2 separate regions of the Mus musculus genome follow, and region 1 is linked to region 2. The links are chromatin loops, found by intact Hi-C in ENCODE. Cell type or tissue: left cerebral cortex. All regions are shown on one strand. Links, peaks and the distances in the headings refer to the core of each region. The heading gives the core; the rest is flanking DNA.

Region 1 (7,442 bases), core at 1,559-5,558, 190 kb after region 2:
TGCTGGCATGGGCTCTGCTGGCTCCGTTCAGTGTCTGTGGAAAGCACAAGGCCAATGCGGGAGCAGCTCTTTAAAGATCCCAAGAAGGGTAGGTTTGTAAGGAGTCAGGGGGGCAGCACAAGGACCCTGAGCCGCCATGTGCTCCGAATCAGGTTTGTAATTATGGTGGCCCAGCTTTTGCTCTGCATCTATGCAGACCTGAGCCCTTGGGAGGTGGCAGCAGAAAGGAACTTTAGTGTAATGTACAGAGAGGACCACAGAGGGACAATCCAGAGTCATGGTAGCTTTCCTAGGGCTCAGGACAAGTCAAATGCAGATGGCAGCACTACGTAGGGGCTATGGGACTGTGCATGTGTGACTATGCCCTTCATTTTCTCAGGATACCTTCCACACAAGTGTGAGAGGAGCTGGGGACAATTCAAAGTCAGCGACAGGAACCTGCACCTACGGTGATAAGCAAACTAGCAGCACTCACACTTTGCTCATTAATAAATTAACTAGTTAATTAATTAAGTGATATTTTACTGATTACCTGGCTTGATGATTAATTTTATGTCTCAGCCAGTCTGAGGCACGGAGTGTCTAGACATTGGTCAGATCTTCAGGGTGCGCCTGTGAGGGTGAGATTTAACATGTCTACTGACCGAGTTGGCCCCCCTAATGCAGGCAGGACTGCTACTAGAAGCTGTGGTTACAAAGAAACTGCCAACAAAACCGGCTTGATCTCTTCTCCTGCCCTCAGACTGGCTCTCATACCAGGCTCTCATATCTGGCCTTTGTCCTTGGACTAGAGGGACATCACCAAACACTTCCAGGTCTCCCGCTCACCAGTGCTAATCCTGGGTCTTCTGGGTATATGTGATTATAATTAGTATCTCTCTGTCTCTGTGTTCCTGCCTCTCTGTCCAGCCCGGGCCCTGGGTGGAGAGATGACTCAGCAGTTCAGAGGACACACTGCTCTTCCCAAGGACCCGAGTTTGAATCCCAGTACCTACACCAGGCAGTTCACAAGCACCTGTAACTCCAATTCCAAGGGGAACCAACACCTCTGGTTTCTGTGGATACCCGCACTCACATCCACGGACACACACACATACTCATGCATAATTAAAGATATCAAAAACAAACACCCTCCTCTTTTCCTCTAAATCTCTTTTTGTTTTGTTTTGCGCATGGCCGGCTGGGAACTCACTATGTAAAGCCGGGCTGGCCTTAAACTTAGGCTTCACCTGCTTCAGCCTCTTAAGTGCTGTTATTACAAGCATGGATCACTACGCCCACCTTTGCAGTGGGTCTTTCGGTACCCACACACTGTTGAGTGTACCTCACTAATCTCTGGCTATCCCTGACAACGCACCAGCTCTGTGCCAGGCTAGCCTAGGCTAAAAGGGCGCCAGCAGCAGCCCCTTTGCAGCTGAGAGCAGAGAAGAAAGAGATGAGAGGATGCCTATGCTCAAGTGGCTGAAGTTGCTGAATTCATGAGGTTTCTAGAGATAACTCGAGCTGTGGGGGTGATCAAGAGAGTGTGTGTGGGGGGGTCCTAAAATAAAAGGCAAATGCCAGAGGCAATAAAGGATATGTTAATTAAGCCTAATGATATTACATTTAAAGGTCCATGGGACTATAGGCTGGAGAAGTGTGTGTGTATCTGTGTGTCTGTGTGTGTATGTATGTGTACAGTTACACATATGTATATATGTATGTATGTATGTATGTATGTATGTGTCTACAGATTATAACTAAATCAAGATAGTCAAATGCCAGACCCTTTGTAACAAACCCTACCACTTTACACTATTCTCAAGGAGGATGAGGACAAATGCTTAGATTTTTTCACTGAGGGTAGAAAATCATGTCGACATGCAATGTTTGTACATGTATGTCATCTGGGCTCAAACCGTGTATTGGGTACAGTTACCCAAACACAGACACCCTGAAGTTTCTTAGATTTCTTTGGAAATCAGGTCTTGCTCAGAGCAGTCCTGAGTTCTAGGCCTGATGAATCTTGGCATTGAGGTGGCTCAATTAGACAGAGCCCATTGGGGGAGGAAGCTGTGCTCCCAGCGCAATACACCTCTGCTGAGGAGACCAGAGCAAGCCTCTATCGAGGTGGGTGTTGGTTTTTGTTTGGTAAAGGGCATGTTGTTCTAGTGGTTCTCATCTAGTAGACCAGGACTCCCGTTCAAGCCAGCATGAGCAGATTAGCCCCAGGGCCTGCTGGGAAGGCAAGTGACCTGGTTCCAGACAACTAAGATTGTTGTCTCTGTTCTTCACAAACCTCTGAGGTTCTGTGGTCAACATTTCTCACGTCCCCTGCCTGCTACCCTAGCCCAGCTTCCTGGGCCAACTATATGGGCTCTACCTATCTTGTAAACACTGACTACGGGACTTATCCTAGACCAGGGATTGTGGCTAACAGGAGGAATCCAGGCATGAACAAGACACGGAATTTTACACCAAGCCCTGGAAGCCAGCTAGCTTTGTTTTAATCCCAGAAAAGTAAGAGGACAGAGGACTGGGACCTGGAACACTAATCTTTCCTCGTTTCATCCGTCATTTCCCAAAGCTGGATTTTTGGAGCATTAATTCCACCCATTTCCTTCCCTTCCATGAGTAAGTTTGGAACAAACCAAGAGAAAACTTAGAACACAGATGCACACACACACACACACACACACACACACACACCCTTACATCTACACCTACCCAGACTAAAGAATCCATCTTAACCTTAATGGCTTAGTTGCTTTTCAAGTACAAAGAGATTTTACAGACAATTTCTTAGATATTAAAGGACAGAGAGAGAAGAGAGAAAAATAAAAGGAAAGATCTTGCATCTTGTTCAGAATGAATTAAAATTAAGTTAGGAGTCAAGCTTTCTCTCCCGCTGAGATATGAGTATGGGCTCTTTCTTTCCTTTCTGCCGTTTCATGTGCACTCAATACTCGATAGCCAGCGTGGAGGCCTGGATGCTGTTTGCTACTCTCAGGTTCTCCTTCCAGGCACAGACCGCATTGCACAGAGATGGTGTGTCTCAAGGCAGCCAGCTCTGGTCAATGAGTTGTCAACAGAGATGACACGTATTGCTTCTGGACCAGAACATTTAACTGTTTGGTGTTTAGCCGTCACTGCAGTGCTCCCAAGCTCCCTGTTGTGTGGTGACTGACAGTGTTCAAGGTGGTGGGTGCTACTCCCACCCCCACCCCCACCCCCATCCCCATCAGAGCACACAGGGGCACAGAGCACAGCCTCTTTCTGACTCCTCATATATAGGTGGGAAGCAACCTTTACCATCACAAGACATTAAAATTTGAAAGCTCCTTGCTCCTGCAGCTTCATGGGTTTATTTTGTCTTCTCTATCCATAATAAATGGGAAAAAAGAGGATGCATTTAAATGAATTTTCCCTGATGTTTCCAAGGGCATCCAAGTTGACCATAGATGACACCAGTTCGTGGCAGACCCCAAATGTCTCAGCTCTGCCGCATTCATGTTCACAGGCGGGTTTAAAGAGGAGACCATGCCTCGTTCGGAGAGATTCGGTCTCGCCTTTGCATTAAACATCAGGCTGCTTCCTCTACCGCATGGCAGGTTTTCATCTCCTCTGAATAATTTTTTAGCAACTTGAGAAACTGCAATCCAAACATATAGTATTTTTGGCTGGAAATTAAAACACGTCACTTTTAAAACATAAGCAGCATGCCCTGAATGTTTATGGTAAAAAGCTCACTCCTGGCCAGACTGCAAAGCTCGCATTACCGAGAGGCAAACCCTGGAGCGTGCTGGCAGTTTGCGTCCCAGTTCGTCCTTCCCACACAGTACGGTGACTGTGAATCATGTCTCCTCTGGCACATGAACTTCCAGGCTCTATGACTCCTTCCATATCAAAGAGAGACTGTCTAGAATTTCCCCCTTGCTGTCAGGAGAAGCCTATGGAAGTGGAAAGACAGGTTTCTGTCCACCGCACCACTTTTTTGATGAGCCAGGGATATCCGTCCTGAAGATGTGACTCAGTTGACAGGGCACTGAAGAGGCAGCATTCAGAAGGCCCTGGGTTCAGTCTCCACCACAGCATAACCTAGACATGGATGTGCATGCTTGTGATCCCTACAGTCAGGATGTGGAGGCAGGAGGGTCAGACATGCACAGTCAGGCTGGATTTATGAGGAGTTTGAGGCCAGGCTGGGCTATGTGATTCTGGGTCTCTAGAACGAAACAAGTGGAATTTCCAAAGATACTACCCAGAAGGCACAGACTACCCTCAACAAAGGTGAACATCAATGATGATGATGATGACGATGACGACAATGATGACAATAACAATGATGGTCTTGGTGTCATTGACATGAGTGACACACACCCAGGGTAGCTGCCACAAAAGACTATGGCCTTGGCCAGCACACATTTCCAATCAAACCAAGACTATTCAGAATGTAACAGGGAACTGTGGGAAGTGGTGATTCCTACCAGAGTTAGCTCACTAGGAAAATACAATTTCAAGGCATTGCCTCTTTATGTGACTTCTTAAAATGTTGCTGGGTGACAAAGCCAGGATTCTCTTATCAAAATGAAATCTGTAGAATACAATTTTCTGCTCAAACAATGTGGTTTATACAAAGCGCCACCCTTGCGTGTCAGATGAGGGAATATAAAACTCTTCTATAATGGATATATTGTTTGCACACAAAAAACCTTGTGAATCTATGTTTCATGCCAGGCCTCATTTGCCATCTTCGGGAAAAGGGGGAAAACTCTCTTGTCTCCCTTTGTTTTTAACAAAAATGTCAGAAGACTATGTGTACCTCTTTATTGGGTAGGACTCCAACCAAGACACTGCAGAGAAGACTCAAACACTAGTCAACGCCGATCCTTCTCACTGGCTTAAGATGACCCAACACTTCCCTCCGTGGTGAGTTCTGAGCTACAGAAATGTACTGTGTGCTTGCTAAGGACTCTGCACTGTTATAGCACCAGGAGAGTCCAGGCGTGGGTGGGTGGGTGGATCTCGGACTTGCTCCTGATGGTCTTACCATCTAACACTTTGAGGAAAAGGCAGGACTGTGGAGGCAAAGAAACTCTGTTGTTACAAGACAGCTAAGGAGCCAACTGGCTTTCATCGTCTCTTTGCAGTATGCCTACTGTGTGCCAGACCCAGTGCTATACATGGAGGAGGGAGAAGCAGGCCGGAACATGTCCTGCCCTCAGGGATGCCAAGGAATCTGAGAACTCAATGGAATGAAAGAGAGCATCTAACTGGGAGCAGGAGAGTTTTTAAGGAAATGGCTCAGTCCTTATGGTTCTGACTACACAGACATAAGGACCGATGCTCAGGTCCCCAGCACCCGTGTAGTACTGTGCACCTATAATCCCAGCACTGGGGAGGTGGAGGCAGGAGAATCCCTGGGACTTGCTGGCAGCAGAATCAGTGAGCTCTAGGTCCAGTGAAAGACCCTGCCTCAGAAAACAAGTTTAACAAAGATTATGAAAAATACCCAGGATTGGGGAGATGGCTCAGAGGTTAAGAGTATTGACTGCTCTTTCAGAGGTCCTGAGTTCAAATCCCAGCAACCACATGGTGGCTCACAACCATCTGTAATGGGATCTGATGCCCTCCTCTGGTGTGTTTGAAGACAGCAACAGTGTACTCATGTAAATAAAATAAATAAATCTTTTTAAAATTATTTACATGTATGAGTCTTTGTCTACATTTAGGGGCTGGTGAGATGGCTCAGTGGTTAAGAGCACCGACTGCTTTTCCAAAGGTCCTGAGTTCAAATCCCAGCAACCACATGATGGCTCACAACCATCTGTAATGGGATTTGATGCCCTCCTCTGGTGTGTTTGAAGACAGCAACAGTGTACTTATATACATACATACATACATACATACATACATACATACATACATACATACATACATACATACAAAGGAAGGAAGGAAGAAGGGAAGGAGGGAGAAAGGAAGGAAGAAACAAAAGATACCCAATGTTGGTCAAGGATTCTGTTATATCATCAAGAAGAGTTAGCCATAAGGACAGTACTCTGAGATGGTGTGGAAAGGGTTGGTCATCCCTCTCCCTGTCCAGACTCTGCCTCTGGGAAGAACTCATGAAGAACTAACAGTTGACGGATTCCAACCTGGTTAATGACAAGATGAATCTTAGTGGTGAAGAATGAGTGTGTCCTGTATCTGAGGCTTAACGAGTTTCAAGAGTTCCAGTGACTTGTCATACAGCATGAAGCATGATGATGAGAGCCGGGGGACAGGCTGGGACTGGATTCAGGAAGAGTCCCTCGAGGTTCTTGCAGAGCATCTGGAGTTTGTGCTTGTGCCATGGGAGGGCTGTGAGCCGAGAAGTGGACACAACTGTGTAAAGACTTCCTCCAGCTACTGGGTAGAGAATAGGCCTTGGAAATACAAGGCAGGAAGCAGTGATATGATCTAAGGAGCTGCTACTGTGGCCTAGGACAAGACGGTGACAACCGGGGAGCACCTACGACACAGTTGAGGAGGAGAATACGTCTGGGTATAATGTGTGTCGGCCATTAAATACGCTCATTGGTGTGGGAATGGAAAGCAAAGAAGAATCCAGACTATCCCATGGCTTTGCAGGGTGAGCACACCGATGTGGTTACTGACTGAGAAATAGTGACCGTGTATATGTGAATACTCGGGGCAGCACAGGGCAGGGTATGCTTTGCTAGAGATCAAGTTTTGCTTTGAGCATCGAAGCCTTCAGATGTCTACAAAGCCCTCAAGAAGAAACTGAAGTGGAGCAGGTACGTGTGCCGGTAAGAGCACAGAATAGGGCTAGAGAGCATGTTTTGACATCATTAGCATATAGATGCTATTCCAGAGCAAGGCCTGCACTGAGGTTACCTAAGGAAAGAGCCACAGTGGAAGAAGTCCAAACACTGATCCTCAAGGGGTTCTGTGGATCAAGGATCCACAGCCCTATAGATCAAGGGCAGTCTTCAGTCTTGACTTCGGCCTTGGCCCTTACAGGCCGCACGCCCGGCAGGATAAACTGCGGGGAAGAACTGAACCTCCAAGACCATTTTGAAACTAATTTGAATACTGTATGTACATAATTAAAAACAGTTGGCCCCAAAGATTAATAACTCCTTCTACATCTTCCTTTGACAGGCGCTGTGATTTGCCGGGTGGGGCGGGCGGGGCGGGTTCGTTCTGAGTTGTTTAACACCTTCACGTTGCTTTAAGCAAAGTGTGGGGCGGCGACAGAAAATGCCACATTGCAGATGCCTGACTCAGGGACGGGACTCTGACTTCACGCCTCCGATCGAGGCAGAGACTCACTTCTGACGGAGGAAAAGTATTATAAAAATATATATGTAACACATATTCTATTCCTGATTTAGGTCTATAATCTTATGAGCCAGACTGTAATGAATAAAGTTATAATTAGCTGTAGATGAAGAACA
Region 2 (7,442 bases), core at 1,614-5,613:
AGTTATGTTTATATGCACTTGAAACTTTCAGATGATAATGCCCAACTCCTTCTTTTCACAGCATTTTCTCTTAATGGCTGTCAAAACTTGTTGGCACTAATAATTTTGGTCACCAAATTATACTATTTTCCTGGTAAAATAAAAAACACAAGAGAATGATGTGAGCCTCTGGGACCAATATAGGAGACTATGTCCTAGAAGCAGAAATGGCCCTTCCTAAGTTCAACTTGTGAGGCTCTAGAGCCCAGGAGGTGTGCACTTGGAGGGGATACTGAGGAGGGAGAGCAGTGCCCCTGTCAGTCCAAGAACAGTAGGGTTTTGGAGGAGGAGGCCAAGCCCCAAGAATAGGCGTGCACTTCAGAAAGGGCTTTGTAATGGGGCAGGGAATGTTGCTGGACAGTGGCCTCAACTGGCTGCTAGTTACGGCTTTGGGAGAGTCATCCATCCTCTCTGGACTCCACTTCTCTATAAACGAGAGAGTTTGTGGGACCGTAGTGCCAAGCTCTGTGCCTGGACCACATCACAAACTCAAAGGCAGGAGACCCCAGCATGGGGAGATAGGAGTGAACTGTGGGAAATACTGGGAGATTCGGGCATCTCAGGGGGTACTGAAATAACGTTAGCCTGAAAGCCTATTCAGAAATATCTTCTATTGAATTCCCCCTAACATGCATCTACTTGCTTGTATACACGAGCATACCTATACAAAAGGATATACAGACGTGTGAATATAGCTTTTACACTTCCATGTATACAGGAGCACATATGTCCCCAGACTTTCCCTCTACTACTGATGCACACATGTGCACAAAGTGTGTGTATCCCTCCCCAGATGTGAGAATATACAAACACACACTTATACCAGCACAAAAATATGGGCTGCCAGTTCCAGTTCATAGTAGCTGCTTCCCGTCATAAAATAAAACTCTGGATTCATCACAGTGTCGTCCCCAGTCCCTGTTCTCGAGTCCTCCCGCCATATAGCTCAAATTAAATAAGAGGGGGAAGACCTAAGCCCAGAGCAGAGAGCCACACATAGAGATCGCAATCACCACACAATGTTGCTGGTTGCAAGGAATGGATGTTGAGCACTGAATGTTAAAAATTGTGTTGAATTAGATAAGAAAATCCCGTGTAGACTTTGTTAATGATTCATAATCAGCTAATAAGCTCATCTTGAGGAGAATAATGATCCACGGACCTGTTGGCTCGTTTATCACTGTGTTTTACAACATTGGCAAAGAAACTAATTAAATCCCCGCATCATTACAGAGAATCCCTTTTAATAGAGATACAATGATGCACTAGAGGCTACAGATTACACTGCAAATTGTACCAGGAGATTTTGGACAGCGGGTTTTAATTAACATGTGAGCCAGAAGCAGCTCGTTTAAATAATAACCGGGGCTGCAACCATCTGTAAAACCGAGCCAGCCAGTAGGAGGAGGTGGGGAACTGAGGCCCTGGGAGGCAAGGGGAGGGTTGGCTGGGAGCTGGGAAGTATTTCAAAGTTAGGGCTCCGGGGGCCAGGAAAGAAACTGAGGCAGGGATCAAACTATATATGGGGAGGTACAAACTGTAGCCACATCAGCTTTCAGAATCGGAGCAGTTGAAGGACCACATCTCTAGCTAGGGAATCTCAAGGCTGGGTCTTCATCCATTGTGACGGAAGGGTCAGGTGGTCTCCTGAGAAACCACTCCCTTCCCATTTAGCACAACAGCCTTCAGAGAAGCCATGCTATGAATGAGCACCTACTGTCTGGAGCAGGTTCTCTGTCTGATCGGTGGCTGGTTCAGCAAGTTGCTGAAACTTGTCTTAGGGCAGGCTGGGTAGGTGCCCTGACAGGGACCCACTGCTTTAGATTTTACTTTGGAGTAGGAGCACACTTAAGGGGCACAGCCTTGGACTCCAAGGTTCTTCTGAAGGCTGGCTTTCAGAGTGGAACGTCAGACTGTCAGCCAGAAGATATACAGAAAGCCAAGTGCACATGAAGGTAGATGGGCCAGGGACGGAGCAGGAAGCTGCTGGCCATGAGTGGCATTCGCCTCCTTGGAAATGCAGCCAATCCATGTCTCAGAGACAAAGACTCATCTCCATGCAGGACGTTCTCATGGAGGGAGTTCCTAAGGACGCAACATTGTCTGAGTCACACAGCAACTGCTTGGCCTTAGTTTGAGCTACTTGTCATTCATTTGTCTTGGCAGTCCCAAAGCCTGGGTGCTTATATGTTTCCTCTTCAGGACTCTTATTTTCCTTCGTCAGTGTTGGGATGGCCCATGGCTATGATCCAGAATCATTGCCTTCAAAGTAGCCTTTCTGACAGTTGTGGGGGAGATCAAGGCAGAAGGTGGGAAGGAGTTCTCCACGAGTTCATGTTCCTCTCTCAGAGAAAAGAAGCTGAAGGCTCCTTCCACTGTGCCTTGTATATTACTCTTTTATTTTTTTTAAAGATCAGCAGCAAAATGATTCATAAAACCTTGGAAACGGGTTTAGCGTAAAGCCTCAAAGAACAATAGCTCATTGTGCTCTGAGACTCCCACCTGATGTTCTGCCAAAGGCGTGACACAGGCTCCTTCTGAGGGAGCTGCACCCCGACAGTCACTCCCAGCTTGCACTATTCCTGGGCTTCCATGGCAACACCAGGAGCATCGGCTCACGCTTGCTCGGCTAGCCTCACTAGCTGGCACAGAACCCTGGGTCCAGGCCTCAGGACCATCCCCAGCCTGGGATGTTGTTGGTAGGTGGGACGTCACTCCTACCTAACACCATGCACACAGGTGCACCTACCTATACATGCTAAGTCCTTTATCTTTGCACCTCTTGAAGCTGAAGTTCTGCACCATCTGTACTGCCTACTCCTCTTAGCCCCATCTGGCTTGGCAGCCACCTGCCTGATGTCATTTTCTTCTGTCCTTGCATTCCGTCGTGTGGCAGAGGACATAAACAATCAGATTAGAAGTCAGAGGCCACAGAGTTCAATATCCTCTCTTTTGAGAGGATGAAGAGGCGTGTGTACAGAGGGGGGAGGGGCCCATCACTCTACACAGCAGTGTGGCTTGGGACGCAGAATTGGTTTTCTTTCTTCCAGGCATGTATCACTATCCTGCATAAAAGATGGTCTCTTGTCACCTGTTCGGTTGCACTTTGAAGTGGCTCAGTTGTTTCCCATGTGGTCTCTGCTTCCCATCGAGCCTCCTTGAGCAGCTCTCCCAACCCCAACAGGGTTGATGCTGGCACCTGCTTTCTGAGCTGTCAGAACCTCTGGCACTGCCTATGTAGTGAGTCATATTTGAGTGCTTCAGATCTGGGTGGGGGAATTGTTCAAGGTTAGCTGGTCTCCCTCACTCATTCTGATGGGGAGGAAAGGAAGGCCCTGGGAGGTGGAGAGGAGTGGCTGGAGGGATTTGATCAGTGGCCCAGCTCTTAGGAGAACAAAATGTTTGAAATCAGAAATAGCTTTGGTGAAAGAAATAGCTTTCGGTATTAAAAAGTTGGGATAGAGGTAGAACAGGTGTCTTCTGGGTAGACTGTGCCCAAGCCCTATGTGGAGACAGGGGGCGGCCATACTAGCTTTCTTTATTTGGGCACTTACAGATCATCGGTGCCTCTTATTTCTCCTAATGGTGCCCAGGAATGATCTGCATTTCTAATCAGCCCCATCTCCACCTTGCAGCACAAGCAGGAAGCTGATGATATCTTCGTCTGGAGTCAGTGAGATCTGGGTTCAAATCCCAGCTCTACCCCTATTTCAGCCTAGCAAGTCTACTAGGATGGGTGGTGTGTTGGAGATGGCTTGTAAAAACTGCTAATCACATTTTAAGAATTTGGTAAACCAGCCATTAAATAAGGCCATTGCTGAAGATGAACTTACATAAGATTATGATTACATAAACCTTGTTTCTGGTCAGCACTAAAGCAGCACGTGATGTTTCTAATCATTTTACTACTGATGGTATACAGCAGTGGTTCTCAACCTTCCTAGTGCTGAGACCCTCTTAATACAGTTCCTCATGCTGTGGTGACTGCCATAAAAACTATTTTTGTTCCTATTTCATAACTGTAACTTTGGTACTGTTATGAGTTGTAATATAAATCTTTGATGTGCAGGAGATCTGATAGGTGACCCCTGTGAAAAGGTCATTCAATCCCATAGGTTGAGGAACCCTGCTCTAGAGCTCTCCTCATCCTGATTGTATCGGTTTGGTTTGAATGGCAAGAATGCTATACAGCAGCGCGCTACCCACATACCCAAGAAGCCGGTGGCACAGAGATGGAACCTTGTCCTTTTGCCTTGACATCAGCTGAGGTGGAAGGCTTCAGATTGTAGGAAGCAGTAAACATTGCTTTGAGATGTGAGCATTATTTTCTTTAAACTTTTATTATGAGGATGATTGTGTATGTGTGTGTACGAGTCCGTAGACACACGTGTCACGGTGCACATGTGAGAGGCAGAGAATGACCCGGTGGAATCAATTCTCTCCTCTCCACCCTTGCACTGATTTCTGGGATAGATCTCAGGTAGCCAGGCTTGCCCGGCAGAAGCTGTTGCCCGTTGAGCCTTCTCGCTGGCCTGAGAATCGTCCTTTTTGAGAGTTGGCTGTTAAATACTTTGTCACTTGCTCTTAATAGTATGTATTTCCATTGGGAGGGAATTCTTGTTTGCAGAGGAGGAAACAGCCTTACGACAGGAAGTGGTATCTGCAACTCACGTGGCTGGCAGGATTGTGAGCCAGAAACGAATTTCACTGTGTCTTAGAATTCCAAATTTGGCCCTCTATTTTTTTCTTTTAATTTAAATTTTTACCTTTTGCAATGTGACTGCCCTGCTATCTCTCTTCAGGCTCTGGCGGGTCTTCAACAGAGCAACAAGGTGCAGGGGGCTTGGCTTGGCTGTAGAAAGGTGTCGGGGGAGGCAGAAGCTCTGTGAGGCAGGGCATGCTGTGGGAGGGATACCTGCCTGCCGGGGAAGAAAGGCAGGATTTAAAGCCCGGCTCTGCTGCAGCCACCTCTGCAAATGCTTGAGCAGCCGCCCACGGCCTTGGGTTTCTCCCTCCTTTTCCCTCTGTGGCAGGGATAACACCACCACTCACCGTTGGTTTGAAATGTAAATGAGTGAACCTTCCGTTCTCAAAGTACCCAGAGTGGAGCTGTACATAGCTTGGAGGAAAAAAAAAAGGCTCAGCTCCTTTCTGTCTTCCCCGTTCCTGCCTTCTTTTCCTCTTGATGAAGATTTTTCAATTGTCAGTCAGTCTGACCACATCGACGTGTCTGGAAATATTCCCCTCTAAAGGTAGCATCGTTCATTTCTGGGCCAACTGTCCGTCGAGTTTTTGCTCCCCATACTGGGAGAGCTTGGATCTTCCCTCTGGTTGGTGGGATCCAGGGTGTTGCACTGTGTTCCAGACCCTTGAGGTACTAAGGATCTCACTACCCAAGATGCCAGAGGCTTGAGAAATGAGCACCAGCTGTGCTGGTTTTTTTGTTTTTGTTTTTGGTTTTTTTTTTTTGTTTTTTTTTTTTGGTCTCTGGCTAAGATCACCTGAAGAGCAGCAGATGTGAGGCTTGGTGGGGTAGCATAATTAAGGCTGACCCCTGTTTGCCACAGAGAAGAGAAAAATCTGCTCTCTTAGGTGAAGATGGCCTTTGGGAATGAGGCAAGGGAAGACTCAACTCTGGGGCAGGGCAGTGCTGTTAGCTCTTGAGCTGAGTTGATCTTGAAATCCCAACAGCCTTTCTGTTCCATTCCTCCCAAAGGCCTTGCGTTCATCAACAGTGTCTTGTCCCCGCTTCCTTGTAGCCCTTCACCCATCTCTAGATTGACAACTTGAAGCCCCATGCATGGTCCATGTCTTATAACCCCTAAGCAGCTTCAGCCCTAGACCCGCAGCTCCCTGCTCATCTTGGATTCTGGGAAACTCACTTGGCTATTTCTTCTTGGGCAGAGCAGACAGCTCTGCCAACTGTGTTGACTGAGTGGTTACTGTGAGGCCCCAGCCAGGAACATCACAAATCCTTTTGTTCTGAGTGACGTCTCTGACAGTCCAAGTGGGACTGCTCTGACCTTCTCTGCTCTCCTCCAGGCACCGGAGACAAGTGTTATCTCTTGGTCTTCTCAGAGAACAAAATAAGGAGTGGCAGAGCCTTACTGTCCTCCAGTTCCGAGCCACAAACGCCAGGGCAGAATCTCTCTCTTGTTCTGAGGCCCAACCCTCTTCCTCTGTAATTCTCTTCTCACTGCACCCCTGATCCCGCTGGGACAGTACTCCATCAGTCACCTCCTTTTCTTTCATTTCCCATCTTTCCCTTTTGGCTGACATCTTTCTAGAAACTTCTGGATGTGTTCGGGCCCCCTGACCCCCTTGAGTGACTGCTCTATCCGTCTCCATCACTCACTTGTCACCGCTGCCGTTTCCTCACCGCCCACTCCTTCCTTAATCCTTGTGCAATCTGGCTCCCGCCCCCCACTTCTCTATGGAAACTGCTGTTCTCATTTCACTAGCAGCATCCTCACTGGATTGAATATGTTCACAGCTCATAGGAAGCACCAAGAGAGGGCAGACTTTCCTCCCGGCGCTGGGTGAGGTACCGAGGAAGGTCAAGGCTGATAGCAGATTCACTCACAGGGAGATTGGGTTTCAACCAGTTGGCCGCTGTGTCCTGTGCCCAGCGATCTTTGTGTAATTCCATTGGGTTGACAAGCAGATGTCCTCTCTCAGTAACACTCCAATTCCCCATTGCCATCCTACCAGTTTGCATTTCTTCAGGATTGCCATCCACATAACCACACCCATGACCACACTGTTCACAGGCTCCTCCTCCTTTTCACCAGCCCCTCCCAGGGAAGATCAATTGATCAGCGGAGCTGATCGATCAATGGCTGCTTGACCTACTGAAGAGAGTTCTACTGAAGAGAGACCTACTGAGGTGTTCCTCAGCCTCTGTCATATAGATTCTGATCAGAACCACTTAATAGGTCAGCAAGGATGAAGCCTTGGCATCAAAACAGGATTTGTTCAGCTGACTTTTAGGCAGTTGAAAAGCGCGTGCTTTCATTTTTTTCAAACAATATAGCACGATTTAAAACTATACCTATAAGTTGTCTTTCCCTACTACCGTACTTCTAGCGTCTGAGGGATTCTTTCTGTCCTCAGTGGATCCTCACTAAATGCTGAATGAGTGGACAGACCCATGAGTGACTGAGAAAGTATCGCACAGCTCAACTTCTTTGTAAGTTCATCATGAGCCAACTCTCTTGCTAATGCCAACTTCTGGCTGACACTGACATTAACGACAGCTCTATTTTTGTACCTAACACATAGGAAGACATGACCTTGAGGATCAAAAAGTTTAACAAAGCCCAGGGGCCCAAAGTTGATCCCTTTTCCAATGCCTGGAGTGGTCTCCACGTGTAGTCTGTGTCCCATGTCTGGACAATGACCAT

The links. Peaks named below come from ENCODE experiments on the same cell type or tissue, not always from the same donor. Only the 100,000 strongest peaks of a DNase experiment are listed, where the experiment ranks them.
Region 1: a loop joins it to region 2, with 5 times the contacts of the local background. A loop is called at or near these places in 2 of 42 quality-filtered maps.

The regions. Positions count from the first base shown.
Region 1 is chr4:124,206,606-124,214,047 of GRCm38, reverse strand. No RefSeq gene overlaps it. Among named protein-coding and RNA genes, the nearest start is that of Gm40242, 62 kb to the left of the region's middle. In left cerebral cortex, for the core only: no CTCF peak of the experiment used is centred there; a DNase peak (open chromatin) is centred at 3,733.
Region 2 is chr4:124,396,152-124,403,593 of GRCm38, reverse strand. No RefSeq gene overlaps it. Among named protein-coding and RNA genes, the nearest start is that of Gm52719, 47 kb to the right of the region's middle. In left cerebral cortex, for the core only: no CTCF peak of the experiment used is centred there; DNase peaks (open chromatin) are centred at 2,672, 3,215, 4,755, 5,047 and 1 more place; H3K27ac peaks cover 1,520 bases.